2 separate regions of the Homo sapiens genome follow, and region 2 is linked to region 1. A link is a loop called in an ENCODE intact Hi-C map of the cell type or tissue named here. Cell type or tissue: ascending aorta. All regions are shown on one strand.

Region 1 (8,000 bases):
CGGGAGGCTGAGGCAGAAGAATCACTTAAACCCAGGAGGCAGAGGTTGCAGTGAACCGAGATCATGCCATTGCACTCCAGCCTGGGAGACAGAGCAAGATTCCATCTCAAAAAATAATAAAATAAAATAAAGTCTTGTCAAATATTGAGAGCAGAGGTTCTCCTAAGAGCCTGGCTAGAAAAACCACAGCTGAAGTTCTCAGGGAGTATTTGATACAGGGTCCCCTGCAGGACCAAGCAGGGGATGCGAGCAGGTGAGCTGGGCAAAGCAGAAAGGCTGGAGAATGGCAGGGCCCAAGCCCCAGTGCCAGGCCCACGTGGCCTCAGGCAGCCAGGCCCCAGAATGTCAGATCTCTCCTATGTCTCACCCATGGTGTGGGCTCCCTGTGTTAGTAAAACATAAGATACCCAGGAGCCTAAAGCAACTGATGGGCCACATCTTCAGGCTCTGGCCTAAAGCCTCACCCTCACCCCACACCAGGGCTCCGGCTCCCAGGCACAGCCCAGCAGCCGGGCTTTGGGCATTTCCACAATCCCCGGCCCAGAACCAGCAAACCAGGCTCCTCTGGGCCGATGATGATGCTCCGGTCTGTGGGGGAAAGGCAAAGGCTCACACTGAGAAATTCTGCAATCTGGCCAGAGCAAAACAGATTTGAGTTAAAGCCGCAGGGATCTGGGGTAGACACAAGGAAGAATCTCTTGAATTTCAATGTGGACAAAACCACTGTTTAGTCACCAACTGCAGAGTTCCAAAACAAACAACTCTGTACCATGGACAGCTGTGTGCCCGAGGCTGAGGGCTGCCCCCGATGACTGCTCCAGGTACTTCCCAGCGTTGGGGACCAGTGGCAGAGCAGGGCAAGAGGGATGGGAGAGGAATATTGGAAGCCTAAACCAAGCTCACATGGGGTCCCACTGTAGTGCGGCCGGCCAAGAGACTGGAGTAGGGCGGGATGGGGTCTCCAGGGAGGGGTGATTGCCCCCTCCAACCCAGGCCCACTTACTTGAAGTTGATGTTGGCACAGACAAGCATGTCGTTGAGCAGGAAGACCCGACGCTCCTTGGACTTAATTAGCTGCCCGCGGTCACCGTACACGGTCTCCGTCAACGTCTCACACAGGAGCAGCTGCCGCTGGCCTGAGGTCAACAGCTGGAGGAGGGGCAGGGAAGGTCAGCATCAGCATCGCGGCCCGGCGGCTTTACCGCGCCGGAGACCCAGAATCCTCCCATGGTGCAGAAAGGGAGACTGAGGCTGGGAGAGGTGGAGGAGATGAAGCCACTCCCTCCATCCCTGGGTGACAAGATGCACTGGGGAGGAAGACCAGAGGACCACACATCGGGGCCTCCTCTCGGAGGCCATGGGGAGACTGAGCATTCACCAGCACCCGTGTGGGCCCAGCAGCCAGTGCCCCCTTCTCAGGTGAGCCAGCCATTGCCAGCCCCTCTCTGTAGGGATTCTGCCTGATTGCCACTGCCAAGGACACAGCTCTGGAGTTACAGAGGTGGCTCTGCCCCCATCCCCACTCCTGCTGTGAAGCCCTTGGGCAGGTCACTTCACATGTCCAAGCCTTAGTTTACTCAGCTACCAAGTGGGGGCAGATACCTCTACTGCTCAGATCACACAAGGTAATGAACATGTGACCGGGTCTGGCTACATGACTCTTGCGGTCCAGTGCAAAACGAAAACACAGGCTCTTGTTCAAAGTGACTATGAATTTCAAGATGACCATGGCAGAACATGAAAGCAAGCATGGGGCCCTTCTGGGCACCAGCCATGTATGATGGCACAGGTCATGTGTGATGGCACAGGTCACGTGTGATGACACGGGTCACGTGTGATGACACAGGTCATGGCCTGAGAGGCCGGCCCTGTATGTGTGCTCCATAGACAACTACTGTCTGTGATGGTCTTCACAGTGGAGCAGGCGTGGCCTTGTGCAGGGGACCCCATCCTGCACCCCAACCTGTTGAAAGCCTTGGCCTGTCTCGCCTCTTAGGTGGCCTCATGACAGAGTTGGAACAGACCTGCCAGTCAATAACACCACCCTCTGAGGACAAAGACTTTCACACCCCAGGCATCCAAGCAGGCATTTGCCAACCTCAGGCTGGATGTCAAGACCCCCCCTGCTAGTGTCAGGGCCACCAACCCATCCAGGGACACCCTGGGAAAACGTCTTTTTTCTAAAGGGGATTTTTTTCTGGGAGGGAGGGAGGATATTCAGCAAAATTCATTCCCAAAACCCGTGACTCTGACGACAACCATTACTCTCCCCTTCCTTCCCCATCCTGTCTGGGAAAAGGACAGATCACCCCGAGCCTCCCCGGGACATAAAAGGACAGATCACCCTGAGCCTCCCCAAAGAGAAAAAGACAGATCACCCCCAGGCAACCCCAGGACAGAAAAGGACAGATCACTCTGAGCCTCCCCAGAGAGAAAAAGATAGATCACCCCCGGGCATCCCCAGGACAGAAAAGGACAGATCACCCCGAGCATCCCCAGGAGAGAAAAGGACAGAACACCCTGAGCCTCCCCAGAGAGAAAAACACAGATCACCCCCAGGCATCCCCAGGAGAGAAAAGGACAGATCACCCCGAGCCTCCTCGGGAGAGAATGCTGTTGTTCTCCAAAGCATCATCTCTCTCAAGTCGGCACACAACCAAAAGTCCCAGTGGGACCAAATGCCCAGGGTGTGCCAGGCACTGAGGATGGCTCTTAATATTCCACATCTCATTGAATCAGCTCAGCGGTCCTTGAGGCCATCCCCATTGCCCAGGTGAGGAAACTGAGATTCCAGGGGTAAAGTGACTCGCTGAGACCCACCCACTGTTGATTGACAGCACAGGACAGAGCCAGGCCACGTTCACCATTCCCTGCATTGAGCAGCTAGTGCACAGTGTGACAGGAGCCAGGGGAGGCCCCACCGCTCCTAACATGCAGGAGGACTTGGGGTCCCCCACAGCTGCTAAGGCCAGGCTCCGCCTCACTATTTCCACAAGGAAACCAAACGCCAACTCAAGAGACCACTACTCGGACCTTGAAGACAGCAGGGCCCCCCGCCCCAAGGGCTGCCAAATGTGCCATGACCCAAAACTTGGAAGAGGAAAGTCCCGTGGGCTCTGGCAGTCAGCGCTGCCCCCTTGGCAGATGAAAACCAACAAAAAGAAAAAGAAAACCAGGATATTGCACAAACGGCCCTCTGGAGGCTCCTGCCTAGGCTATTTTGAAACAGCTGGCATGGTTCCGTTTCGGGTTACACCCAGTTTCGTTTCTGCTTCTCCCTGGGTGATGGTGATAGGGACATCACTAAACAGGTCACAGAACTGGCCAGGACTGTCCAGGGAGGGCCCTGGAGGGGGAAGCCCAGGGTGCGGCCTCCACCACACTCTTCCTAACATCTCACATGGTCCAACCTACCCTCACCCAGCAAATGGAGACATGGAAGCTTAGAGCCTCTAGTCCTTTGCCCAGCATCAAAGAGGTCTCCCTTACCTCCAGCCAGGGCCCACCTCACAGAGCAGGAGAGGGCAGAACGGCTCTTCCCAACCACTACGGAATTTATTTCCTCCTCCCAAGAGGCCTCTCCCCACTGTGGCTGCACAGGTGTATGAGGCAAAGCAAGAGAAAGCCTCTTGGTCACCGAAGAGGGAGCCGAAGGTGGGGAGAGGAGAAGATTCCTGAGCGCAAAGGCCAGCACGGGTGGTCATGGCGGGGCTGAAGGCTTTTTCTCCCGAGACATTCCAAACTCGAGGCTTGTGTGGGGGATGGCTGAGTTAGTCCTGCCTGGAACCAGGGGGTGGAGAGTGACCCTGCCCCTCATGCCCAACCTGAGCCACGTGGATGGGGACATCCCCAGGAGAGGGCGCTGTCCCCTCCCCATCTCGTCTTCCCCAGCCCAATCCTCCTGGAGCAGGTAAAATAAACTCAGATGCCTTAGGGGCTTGCAGGTAACATCAGTGGGAAAGGTGGGTAGGAACCAAGGGGAAGTGGGCAGCTGCCACTCGGGGGCTGGTGCCACGTGGGAAGGTGGGTCGGTGAGCCAGCTCTTCCTACCCTCCCAGGAGACCCACAAGTCTGAATTTTATAGGATCTCTCTCAATTTTTAAATGTTGGCAACTACTGCCATGTTCTTAAAACTACTGTGTGGGCCGGGCACCGTGGCTCATGCCTGTGATCCCAACACTTTGGGAGGCTGAGGCAGGAGGATCACTTGATCCCAGGAGTTTGAGACCAGCCTGGGCATCATAGTGAGACCCCATCTCTACAAAAAAAAAAAAAAAATTAATTAGCTGGGTGTGGTAGCTCGTGCTTGTAGTCCCAGCTACTCAAGAGGCTGAGGCAGGAGGCTCACTTGAGCCCAGGAGCTCAAGGCTGCAGTGAGCCGTTATTGTACCACTGTACTCCAGCCTGGGCAACAGCATGAGGCCCTGTCTCAAAATAAAATTAAATTAAATAGAATAAAATACTGTGTGGGCCACAACACAACCTGCAACCTGAATTTGGCCTGAAGCAACAGAGTCCTAAGATGTGGGTTGCCTGAAGCTTGGCACTGCAGGGGACCCTACAGGAGGCCTTGTCCCTGCCCCACTTCACAGGCATGGGGTGGAAAGCAAAGATGCTGATGCAGGTTAGACAGCATTCTATACTGTAAAGTGCAGCACACATGGAAAGGGCCACTCTCCCTCTGGGTACTCCTTCCTGGACTCTTAGAAAGGTCTACCCCGTGCTGCTGAAACCTCCCTCCTGGGAACAGCCAGCCATAGGCCTTAGTTCTGCTTCTAGGACCCCACAGAGCCAAGAGGCTCCCAGTTTATTCCCCAGAAAATTTGAACCTCTCCCTATGACCTCACACAGTATCCGTTCTCCAAAGAACAGTCCTGCAATGTGCCCAGGGCCTGGGCACCCCAGCCTAAACTATCCCAGCCCTCCCCTACCCTCCAGTAGGTGAACAGGGGGGCTGGGGTGTGGGACCTCCCAGAGACCCCAGCACAGAGCCAGGCAGTTCATGTCATGTGCTGAGAGGGAAGAAGAGGGACTCCAGTGACCAACAGGTGACTCTGTGAGGTGACCTTGTGCTTTAAAAACAGGCTCCTCTACAGACTCATTTGCAAGTCTTTTGGTTTTGTTTGGTTTTTTTCCTTTAGAGACAGAGTCTCCCTCTGTCACCCAGGCTGGAGTACAGTGGCACAATCTCGGTTCACTGCAACCTCTGCCTCCTGAATTCAAGTGATTCTCCTTCCTCAGCCTTCCGGGATTACAGGCGTGTGCCACCATGCCTGGCTAATTTTTATATTTTTAGTAGAGACAAGGTTTCACCATGTTGGCCAGGCTGGTCTCGAACTCCTGACCTCAGGTGATCTGCCTGCCTCAGCCTCCCAAAGTGCTGGGACTACAGGCGTGAGCTACCACGCCCAGCCCAATTTTCTTTTTTTTTTTTTAATAGCATGTTCCTAAGCGGCAACCCCAAAACATGGCATGGACTTTTCATCTTTCTTCTTGTGTTAAGGACAATCACGAAGCCACTTTGCCAGCTCCCTCTTTTGCGGCAGCAGCCCTAGGGCTCCGGTGCTATTAAATGCTCCTCATTTCAAAGGGAGCAAGTGAGGTTCAGAGAGGGTGGGTGATTCCCTTGAGGGCACACAGCAAGCACCTATGGCAAAATCTGGATCTAAACCCAGATTCTGACTCTCCAGAGCCTGTTCATTTAACTAGGCTTTGATTTCTGGAGACTTTACTGGAAATCACACTGATGCACAAAATGAACTTTTATCTTAAAATAACATGAACAGGAATGAACGTGGGGGTCCCGCTGAGGATCCAATCCCCAAGGTCACATCCTTGGAAGAGCAAGGCCTCCCCTCCCTCAGAGAACACTGCCACCTAGTGTGGGTGGCGTGGGGCAGGGGCACGGGCAGGAGCACAGGTGAGGGCAGGCAGGTGAGGGCAGGCAGGTGGGAGGCCCAGCTCACCTTGTTGAGGCTGCTGCGGTCACTGACGCTCTTGGTCAGCTGCTGGATCTCAGCCACCTGGTCAGCCAGCCGCTTCTGCTCGTTCAGCTTCTCAGCCAGCGTCTCCAGCTCTGTGAGGGCCAGCTGCAGCGACAGCCTGTCCGGATGGCCCCTGGGGGTGTTCTTCAGCATGTCCTGCCAGGTCAGAGCAGAGACTGAGCAGCCCACCCATGACCAACTCTACCCCAGCCTGGGGCAAAGCCTCACCCTGCGCAACCCCCTACACACACTGGGTCTGCAAAGGGCCCGGCCTGAGGCCAGGACAGATGGCACCAGATGCAGAACAAGACCTCAAGAAACAGCTAATGCATGAAAAAGAAAACAAAAGCATGGATCTTTCTAGGAATAGACCCACATGAACTGAAAGCGGGGTCTCAAACAGATATTTGTCCAGCCATGTTCATAGCAGCATTAGCCACAGTCGCCAAAATGTGGAGGCAAAAATGTCCGTCGACAGACTAACGCGTAAACAAAATGTGGTCTCTCCATACAATGGCGTATTATTCAGCCTTGAAAAGGAAGGAAATTCAGACACATGCTAGGACACGATGAATCTTGAAGACCTCATGTTAAGGAAAACAAGCCAGTCACGAAAAGAAAAACATTGTATGATTCCACGTATACGTGTTTTCCTAGAGCAGTCAGAGTCATAGAGACACAGGGTAGAATGGTGGTTGCCGGAGGCTGTGGGGAGGGAGAATCGGGAGTTGTTGAATGGGCAGAGTTTCGGTTCAGGATGATGAGAAAGTTCTGGGATGGGTGGTGGTGATGGTTGCAGAACAATGTGAATGCACTTAGAAATGGTTATGATGGTAAATAAATAAACTTATAGATCAATCACTGATCAATTGATAAATGGTATGGTTACATAAGAGCCCACTCCCACAGGCCAGCAGCACTGAGAGTGGATAGCAATGTGCCACCGGACCCCTCAGCCTGGTAGCCACCCTCTCAGCTCCCTGATGAGGGCCAGCCCCTGCCCAAGGACCCTCAGTGGTTGGGACAGTGTCCCAAGCTCTCCAGGACCCTGTGTGGGGCTAATGTCCCTTAGGAATCCCCTGTTCTGAAGCTCGAATCTGAAATGGCCAAGCTCAGCATGTTTACTGAGCATCTCCTCCATGCCAGGAGCCCTGCGGGTCCCGGGATTCCCTGTGCCTTCACTCCCTTCCTGCAACCCAGACTCAGGCCACCAGCAGTCCCTCAGCGTCCCCCACAGAGGGGCGTGCAAACTGAGCTGTCAGTTACAATCAATTTCACTCTAGAAGTGGAGAAAGATGAGGCCAGAGTCCCACAGCAGGTTGGGTGGGTTATGGATCACGGACAAGAGCCCAGACCTCCTCCCTCCTACCCCAGGAGGCACCTCCCAGCCCACAGGCAAACCCTGTGGGTTGAAGCTGCTGGAATCCTGAGCAGTACCTGAAGCAGGAGTATGAACTGTGGGAACCTCTGGATGGGCTTGACCATCAGCCCGTAGAGGGTGACACGGTCTGGGCTGCACACCTGCCGTCGCTGGTGGAGACAAGGTTCCGTCATTCGCTGACCCCCTGCAGAGAGGGCCCAGTGCCCCAGAGTCCAGACACTGTCCCCATTCTGGGCTCCTCTCCCCAGGCCCTAAGACCCTGCCTATCCCTGGGCTTGCAAGAAGAGCTGAGAGAGGTCCGTGGTTCTGCAGCCAGGGATCCCTCTCCCACCAGTGCCCCTGCATGGCCGCGCACCCTCAGGAGACTAAAGCAGTCATCTTAAGGTCTCTGAACTAAAGGCATAACTGGGAAACTCAGCAATTTATTCAAGATGTCAGACTTCTAGAAGTGGCCAAGGCAACCATTCCCTCCACTTAAACTAAATGCAGACAGATTTGGGCTAGGGTAAGGGGCGGGGCACAGGGGGACCTTCTGTCCTGTCTCTTGCATCCATCCCCCACTCCATCCACACACCTGTTACCTGGTCCTGGCCCCCATATGCTGCAATCCCACAGTTTCTCCACCTGCCTCCACT
Region 2 (8,000 bases), 55 kb after region 1:
GGTCTTACTCTGTTGCCCAGGCTGGTCCCAAACTCCTGGGCTCAAGCCATCCTCCCTTGTTGACCTCAACAAGTGCTGGGATCACAGATGTGAACCCTGACACCTGCCTGCATTTCTCACTGTGACTGATGATACCAGTTACTCTCTGCTAAGCGTGTGACTGTGCCTTTTAGACCCACGCTGAAAACTCTCAGGACTAAACTTTTACTTCAGCAAAGGATTTTGGAAAACAAACCTGTAGCTGCACGGCACTCCTGCTACAGGGCCCCCTCCCAGTGGGCTCATTCAAAACCTCTGAGGTCTGCTCAGCCTTTCTCTGAGGGCTCTGCTGCCCCAAGAGTTCCAGGAGGGAAGCAGCAGAAAGACCTATACCCATTTTACAGAAGGAAAAAGGGAGGCACTTTGCCCAGCCTCCTGTCCAAATTGCTCCTTAAATACAATTTGATGATGATACAGAAAGAGGCTGCTACTCTACCCTGGGGCCAAAACCCAGGATCCTTCCCTTCCAGGGCAGAAAGTCCAATGTCCTCCCCTTTCTTCACCCTTTGGGACTGATTCCTGCCCTCCCCTCCAAAGCCCAAGGCTTTCCCTAGAAAGGAAGAGAGACACCAACATGTATGGAGCCTGACACTTTATTAGCATTATTCTATCTAATTCTCGTAACACCCCAGCTTACGGATGAGGAAACAGAGGCTCAGAGAAGCAAATATTTGCCCCAGGTCACAGAAGCAAGAGGACAAGGTGACCACACTAGGATTCCAGCCAGTGAGCACTGACCCTAAAGCCTAATCTCAATCCTCTGATCGCACTGCCTCCCTAGCCTTTGGGGCTGGAATCTGGAAGGTGTTTGCTACAGGCTAATGCGGGGCTCTGAAGTGTCGGGACGAGGACGCAGCCCAGCAAGCCCTGCCCATACCCATAGGCCTGTGGCCACCATTTTGCACACACAGGCTGTTAGTCTCAGAAGGATGTGGACAAGGGAGTGGGGATGGCTCACAGCAGCCCCCTGCCACCACCACAGATCCTCACGGGGTTAGAAAAGAGTTCAGGTTCCCCAATACCACCTGGGTTCCACTCAGCAGCTATGAGACCTTGGATGAGTTAATCCTATCTCTGGGCCTCAGTTTACTCATCTGCAAAATGGGGATTAAAAAGTACCCACTTCAGGCCAGTCATGGTGGCTCATGCCTGTAATCCCAGCACTTTGGGAGGCCGGGGCAGGCAGATCACTTGAGGTCAGGAGTTCGAAACCAGCCTGGCCAACATGGTGAAACCCCATCTCTACTAAAAATACAAAAAATTAGCCAGCCGTGGTGGCACATGCCTGTAGTCCCAGCTACTCGAGAAGCTGAAGCAGGAGAATCACTTGAACCTGGGAGGTGGATGTTGCAGTGAGCCAAGATCACACCACTGCCACTCCAGCCTAGGCGACAGAGCAAGACTGTCTCAAAAATAAATAAATAAATAAACAATAACCATTCTCATCTTTAAAAAGAGAACTAATACAAAAGCATGGCATGTCAGAACCAGAAAGTAGCTCCAAGAGGGCAGTGTTGCTCTTGCTTTACAGATGTGGAAACTGAGTCCAAAGGAGGAGGGCACTGCCCACAGCACGGTGACTCTCCAGGCGGTGACACCGAAGGCCACGTTTAGAGGATAGGATTTGGTGCCGGGATGATTCAGGTTCAAATCCCAGCTCTGCCACTTGCCACAGCAGCAGTGAATTCCTTTCTCACTGGGGCGGTGGGAGTAAGACCAGCACCTGCTTCCTGAGCGTCCTGTGCTGATGAAATGAGGACCCAGCAGTGGGTGTGATGAATTCTACGCTCCATGCCCTGCACGGAGTAAGCTCTGGGTAGACAGGGGCCTCTGTTACCATGGGGACCCTATCCAGGCTATGCTTGGGTGGTGGGGTTATAGGAGATTGTTTTCTCTTGGAGGTCACCTTTTTAACAATGACCACCAAACCCAAGGAACAGGCGGACACTGAACAGTTCCCCTTCCTGCTACTGCGTGGAATGGCTGAGGAGGAGGCAGTGCTCAGACAAGGGAGGAAGAGGGGAGGCCCCAGCTCCCGGCTATGGGGTGTGCCCACCAGAGGCCCGGAGCAGGTTAGGCTCAGCGACGGGACCACCCAGAGCAGCCCGGCATTGGCACCTCCCTCTGCCCTCAGCTGCCCAGCTCATCACAGCAGGTGTCTTCCTGGCTTGGCTAATTTAGTCAGTGCTTATTAGTTCCCCTCCCACTAGGGTTCAAAGTCCATCTGCCCAGAGGCCCCACTAGGAAACCCTCCTCCTGCCTGCCCCTGTCCCACCCCGGGCCCCCCAAGACCATCTCCCACCCCTCACACATCAAGCTGCCCCATCCCTCTTCCACCTGAATGAGGCCTGGAGGAAGAAAACACTTGGGGGCCCTGAAAGTCTGGAAGGCTGCGCAAGTCGTGCCTTGAGGACAGGAAAGGCCGGCCTCTTTCTCTAACAAGGTCCAGGCAGAAGCGGGGGAAGCAGCAGCTGGACTGCTGGGATGAGCTGGGCAGCGGCCACCCAGCCCTGCCCAGAGAGAAGCAAGGAATCGGTTCTGGCCCAAGCACGCTTGTCAAGCTCTGGCCTCAGAGGCCCTCTGCAGGGCCCACCTCCTGAAGCAGAAAGAAGGTGGGGAATGGGGGGAAAGACCAGGTGCTTGGGCTGGTCAGGACCAGAACTCCTCCACGTACCTGTGTTCTCTGAGAGGTCTCTCTGGCTTTCAACTCTCATTAGACACACGCTAGGCCAACCCACCTGCCACCTCCGCTGCCACAGAGACACTCCGCAAACACACCTGTCACATCACCTTATTGCTTCAAACCCTTCCCCATCACTGTCAGAATGGAGCCTGGGTCCTAAGCAAGGCCCTCCAAGATTCGCCCCCTCCACCGACCTCTCGGATCTCATCGGCTCCGGGCCTGGCCTGGAACTCTGCTCTGGCTCTCACGAATGGCTTTCAGCCCCATGACCATGCCACCTGACCTGTTTGACATCTCCAGGCCTTTGCTTAAGCTGTCTGTTCCCTCCACATGGAATTCTCTCTCACAACCAGCAAGCAAATTCCTGTTCAGTCATCAAAACCAGACCCCATTTCTCCTCTGCAAAGCTTCCTTAGACCCATTTCACACAGTGGTTTCCAGTTGTGAAGCTTTTTAAAAATATTTATGTCCCAGGCCCACACCCAGAGATTCTGATTCAGTGGCTCAGAGGTGCAGCTGATAGGGGGCCAACAGGCTGTTTTCAAAGAGCATGGGTGGTGCTGGGACAGGTACATGCCTGCAGACACAGCCCCATTATAACTGTTGCCCTCCCCAAGAGCCTGTGACCTCTCTGGGGGCACTGGGCTTCTTTCCATCTCAGCATGGGTAGCACTGGGTCTGGCCCGGGGTACACACTAGACAACAGCTGAGACCTTCCCCTGCTTGGGACCCACCCAGCATGGAACCAAAGGGCACAGACCAGGAACCCATGAGGCTGGGACATCCCTGGACCTGGGGAGCTGCTTGTGTGGGGCTTCGGCCCAGAGGAGGGGAGAACAGATGGAAGGTGAGGTACAAGCCCTCCTGGTGTCCTCTGCCTGTCCTGAAAGCCCGGGGCCCGGAAGGAAGAGAAGGGGATGCAAACCACACAATGGAGCTGGAACAGGAAGTGGGGCGGGGTCTCCTGACAGAGAAGAGGGCCCACGGCTCCCCCACGCAGGGCAGCAAGATGCCCACAGCTCTTCTCAGCGCAAAGGGCCACCTGGTGGAGAGTCCGGGATGGGGAGAGAGGAGCTGCCTTCAAGAAAACACAGGCAGAGCTATAGCAGGAGGGGCGCAGGCAGAAGAGAAGGATGAGGTGTGTGGACAGGAACCCGGCCTTGGTATGAAGCCAGCCCAGACAACACTCATCCTCTGCTCTCCAGCAGCCCCACTCCGAAGCAGGCAGCCCTCTGCGCCTCCTGTGCTTACCTGTCAGGTGCAGGTGTAAATAAGATGACATTGGACAACACTGGTAGGTTTGTAATGAATGTCAGTTTCCTTCCCACGGTTCCTGCCAGTCCCTGAGGACCAACAGCATTTTCTCATTTTACAGACTGCTAAACTAAGTCCAAGACAAACGTATTCCACCGGAACACCAGGCCTGAGATCACAAAATTTGAAATGACAATAGCTGACACCTCCGAGCACTGTCTGCACCGGGCCCCATACTGAACATTTTAGTTTGCATCTCATTTGATTCCCATAGCAGATGAGGAAAATGAGGCTGACAGAGACTGAGGGGCATCCCCAAGGCCACACAGCTACGGAGCCCCTGGGAGCAAGAGGGCAGGACCCTCAGCCTGGTCCCAGGCCCAGGGTGGAAGGGGGAGTAGGGGAGTGGGTGGGTCAGGGAGCGTCCTCCCAGACCCTCCTCAACCCTGCAGGTGCCAGAGCTGCAGAATCTGGCAAGGGACCACACACCCCAGCTCCTCCCTCACCGACCTGATGGACACTCAAAGGGCTTCCCGAGGTGGGGGCGGCTCCAACTTCCTTTCCTCTTCACCAGGGAGGGGGAGGGGAGCTCTGAGAAGGGGGCCTGCCTCACTGGGGCAGGGGCCAAGTTTGGTCAATGGCTGGAGCCTCAGACAATGGAGACTCTGTCCTGAGCCCAGAGTCGGTGGCACCCACCCTCCCGCACTGACCTCCTAGGGAGCCCCTGGTGAGGATCTGCAGGCAGGAAGAGTGGGGAGCACTGGGGAGGGGGCCCTGGGAGTAGGTCTCTGTGGGAAGGAGCCGACCCTGAGGCCAGGCCAGAGGGGACCCCTGGGGGCTGTTGCCTGGGAAACCAGAGCCAGCCTGGAGAAGTGGCTGGACAGCGTGGGAGGGGGGCGGCCCCAGACTCTATCTCCAGCCCCCCTCCTCTACCTCCTCCTCCTGCTCTTCCTCCTTCCCTCCCAGCCCCCAGACACATTAACCCCTTTGTCCCCGGCGATCCAGCCCAGCAGAAGGAGTGAAGAAGCTGAAGTGCCGGAGGAAGCCACCTGCCATCAGCTGAACTGACCCCCCTCTTCTCCAGAGAACCCCAGACCCTCAGCCCCACATCAGGGGTGTCCCTGTGATGGGGCACCGTGGCTCCCACCTGGAAGCCAGAGAGGGGACAGCAGCTGGCATGACACATACTGTGTGCCATCAACTCGCCCATCAGAGCCTCAGCTTCCCCACCTACAACAGGGATGCCCGCCTCCCAGCTGCTGGGCGTCCTCGCTGCTGGGCCCTCGCCACTTAGCATGAGAGTGTGTTTAGGCTGCAGGCAGCCTGAGAGGTGGGTTTCCTCACCTCCTTTTTAGACACAGGGAAGCTGAGGCTCAGATGGGAAGGGACCTACCCAAAGCCCCCCAGGAGGATGAGGCAGGCAGGGAAAGGGAGGTCCATGTGCGTCCCTGCAACCCAGCAGGTGTACAGACGGAAGAATGGCAGGAAAGAGCTGGAGCTCACGGAGGGGCACTGCCAAGGGAAACAGTAGGATTTGGGGGCACACACAGGGGTGTCTACCACTCCCCAGGCATCAGGGTGGAGCCAAAGGGAGGGGCAGCGTTGCTCCTGCTACACCTCAGGGCTGAACTAAAGCCTCCAGGGGGCCAAGCTGAGGTACAACCTTTGGGGAATCTGTGACCCCAGTTCACCCTCCTCACCTCCAGGGGTCAGGCTCACCTCCTCCACCTTTCACAAAGTAAGCCACTCATCCTTCCCCACTCAGCCAACTTCTCACTGCGCACCTACTGCCTGCCAGGCCCCAGCTTGGCACTGGGGACAAAGAAACAAAAGAGAGTTCCGGGTTCCTGTCCTCAGGCAGCAGCCACAGGAGGCCAGCGGGTACATACCCAAGGCAGGGGAGGGCACAGTGCCCCACTTCCAGATCAGAGCCAGGGCAGGGGCTAGGGGATCAGGCGTGTTCTGATCCTGGCTCCACCACTGGCTTAGGCTTCTTAGACTCACTTAGCTTTGTAAGTAAAAGGGGGGAGTGTGCAAGGAGGTGAGGCTCTCTCCAGTTCAGATGAGGAAGAAGTAAGGTAATAAACTTGGCCCAGCCCTGGGCAGGAACTCACCTAAAGCACAACAGAGGGACAGCAGGAAGGGGCCCGCACCACGCTCTCCATCGGTCACAGGTGGGAGCTAACCCACAGCTAAACTCTCCATGCCTGCAGAGTTTTCTACCCTGATATTCCCACAAGGCCCCATGGAGCAGGGGGCTGAGGAGGGCGTCCCGGGCTCCCAAAATGGACCCAGTACAAGGCGTTCTCCTCTGCCGGTGCCCTGGTGGTCTCTCCCAGGCCGCACCCTCCCACATCGGGTGGACTGACCCCCGCAAGCAAAGAATTCGGGCTGGGTCAGGGAGATGGTTGCGCACAGCTGGATCTCAGAATTGCTGCCCATCCATGGCCCCTGCCTTTCTGAGCGGAATTACCTGCAGGGGTCCCCTGCCCATCCCATCACTGGTCCACAGGTCTGCAGATGGGCAACTGGAGGAGCCCCCCCAAACTGGCCTCTGAGCTGATGCCAGAAATGAGATGGGGTAAGGAGGGAAGGGAGGAGTCTTTTGCATGGTACAAGGACGTCTTTCTAGGGTAGAAGCCGAGGCCACCAAGAGACGCAGCTCCTCTCTACTGGATCCTTCCCAGCAAATAGAAATATGTGGCCAGACATGGTGGTTCATGCCTATAATCCCAGCACTTTGGGAGGCCAAGGCTGGTGGATCACTTGAGCTCAGAGGTCCAAGACCAGCCTGGTCAAGGTGGTGAAACCCTATCTCTACTAAAAATACAAAAATTAGCCGGGAGTGGTGACGGGCACCTGTAATCCCAGTTACTCGGGAGGCTGAGGCAGGAGAATCACTTGAACCCAGGAGGCAGAGGTTGCAGTGAGCCAAGATCGCACTACTGCACTCCAGCTGGGGTGACAGAACAAGACTCCATCTCAAAAAAGTCATAATAAATAAATGAATAAATACGCTGCATTACTGCTCATCTGATCCCATACCCTCTCCACCCACTACCCCATTTCTCTGCTCCCCTTTACAAGACTTCCCCGAGGAGTGCCCATGCTCCGTCTCCTGTCCCTGTCTCCTATTCTGTGCTGAGCTACCTATTCCCAACCAAGTGTGTGCCCACCGCTTTGCCAGCCAGCTCACGAGGTCACCTGCGGCCTCCACTACACCGGTTCTGATGGACCAGGATGGGGAGAGAGGAGCATCTCGGTCCCCATTCTGCCTGACCTGCCAGCTGCTCCCTTCTTTCACGTCTCGCTCCAGCTCCCCTTCCTCCGCTCCTCCTTCCTCCCTCCAGGTTGGCAGTTCCCAGGTTCAGGCTACACCGCGGCTCCTCCCTGGGCCACCTGGGTCACCTGGCTCACTTCGTGGGTCCTAAGCCATGGCCATAGTGATGCCTCCAGCCTGTCCTGCCCTTGAACTCCAGGCTCTGCCCCTCTGCCTGCTCTGTGTCTTCACTCAGTGATTGATCGGGCATCTCAGCCTTAACGTGCCCATACCCACCTCCTGATCACCATGCTGCCAGAACAAAGAACCCTGCTCCTCCCAGTCTTCCCATCCCGCTTGCTAGCACCATCCCACCAGCTGCTAAGGCCAAAACCTTGGAGTCATCCTTGACACCTCTGTCTCACACCCAGGGCCCACCCTTCAGCAAACCTGCTGGCTCTACCTTCAACATACGCCCAGAATCCGAGCGCATCTCACCCCCTCCACAGTACCACCATGGCCCAAACCACCATCATCTCTCACCTGGGCTATTCAAAACGCCTCCTGACCAGTCCCTCTGCTCTCACCTCTACCCCTGCCCTGACATGTTGTTCTCAGCACAGCGGCCAAGTTCATCCTCCGCTCAGAGCCTGGAATGTTTTCTCACCTCATTTAAGGAAGACCCAAGCCCTCATCTTGATCTCTGAGGCCCCACGTGTCAGAGCCCCCACAACCCCCCCGACTTCATGTCCTACCTCTCTCCAC

Evidence for each region. Peaks named below come from ENCODE experiments on the same cell type or tissue, not always from the same donor. Only the 100,000 strongest peaks of a DNase experiment are listed, where the experiment ranks them.
Region 2: it touches region 1 in a loop (2.0-fold over the local background); 3 of 110 quality-filtered maps call a loop at or near these places.

Annotation. Positions count from the first base shown.
Region 1 is chr1:17,625,470-17,633,469 of GRCh38, reverse strand. ARHGEF10L (Rho guanine nucleotide exchange factor 10 like) reads right to left here. Exons shown (of 29, transcript NM_018125.4): 14 at 7,422-7,514; 15 at 5,967-6,140; 16 at 1,004-1,149. Among named protein-coding and RNA genes, the nearest start is that of LINC02810, 88 kb to the left of the region's middle. RefSeq lists enhancers at 2,675-3,326, 3,327-3,980. In ascending aorta, a CTCF peak has its summit at 3,819 (motif pointing right); DNase peaks (open chromatin) are centred at 819 and 3,259; H3K4me3 peaks cover 1,405 bases; H3K27ac peaks cover 8,000 bases.
Region 2 is chr1:17,570,512-17,578,511 of GRCh38, reverse strand. All of the region lies in intron 1 of ARHGEF10L (Rho guanine nucleotide exchange factor 10 like), which reads right to left. Among named protein-coding and RNA genes, the nearest start is that of ARHGEF10L, 35 kb to the right of the region's middle. RefSeq lists an enhancer at 7,474-7,990. In ascending aorta, a CTCF peak has its summit at 3,769 (motif pointing left); no DNase peak of the experiment used is centred here; H3K4me3 peaks cover 942 bases; H3K27ac peaks cover 8,000 bases.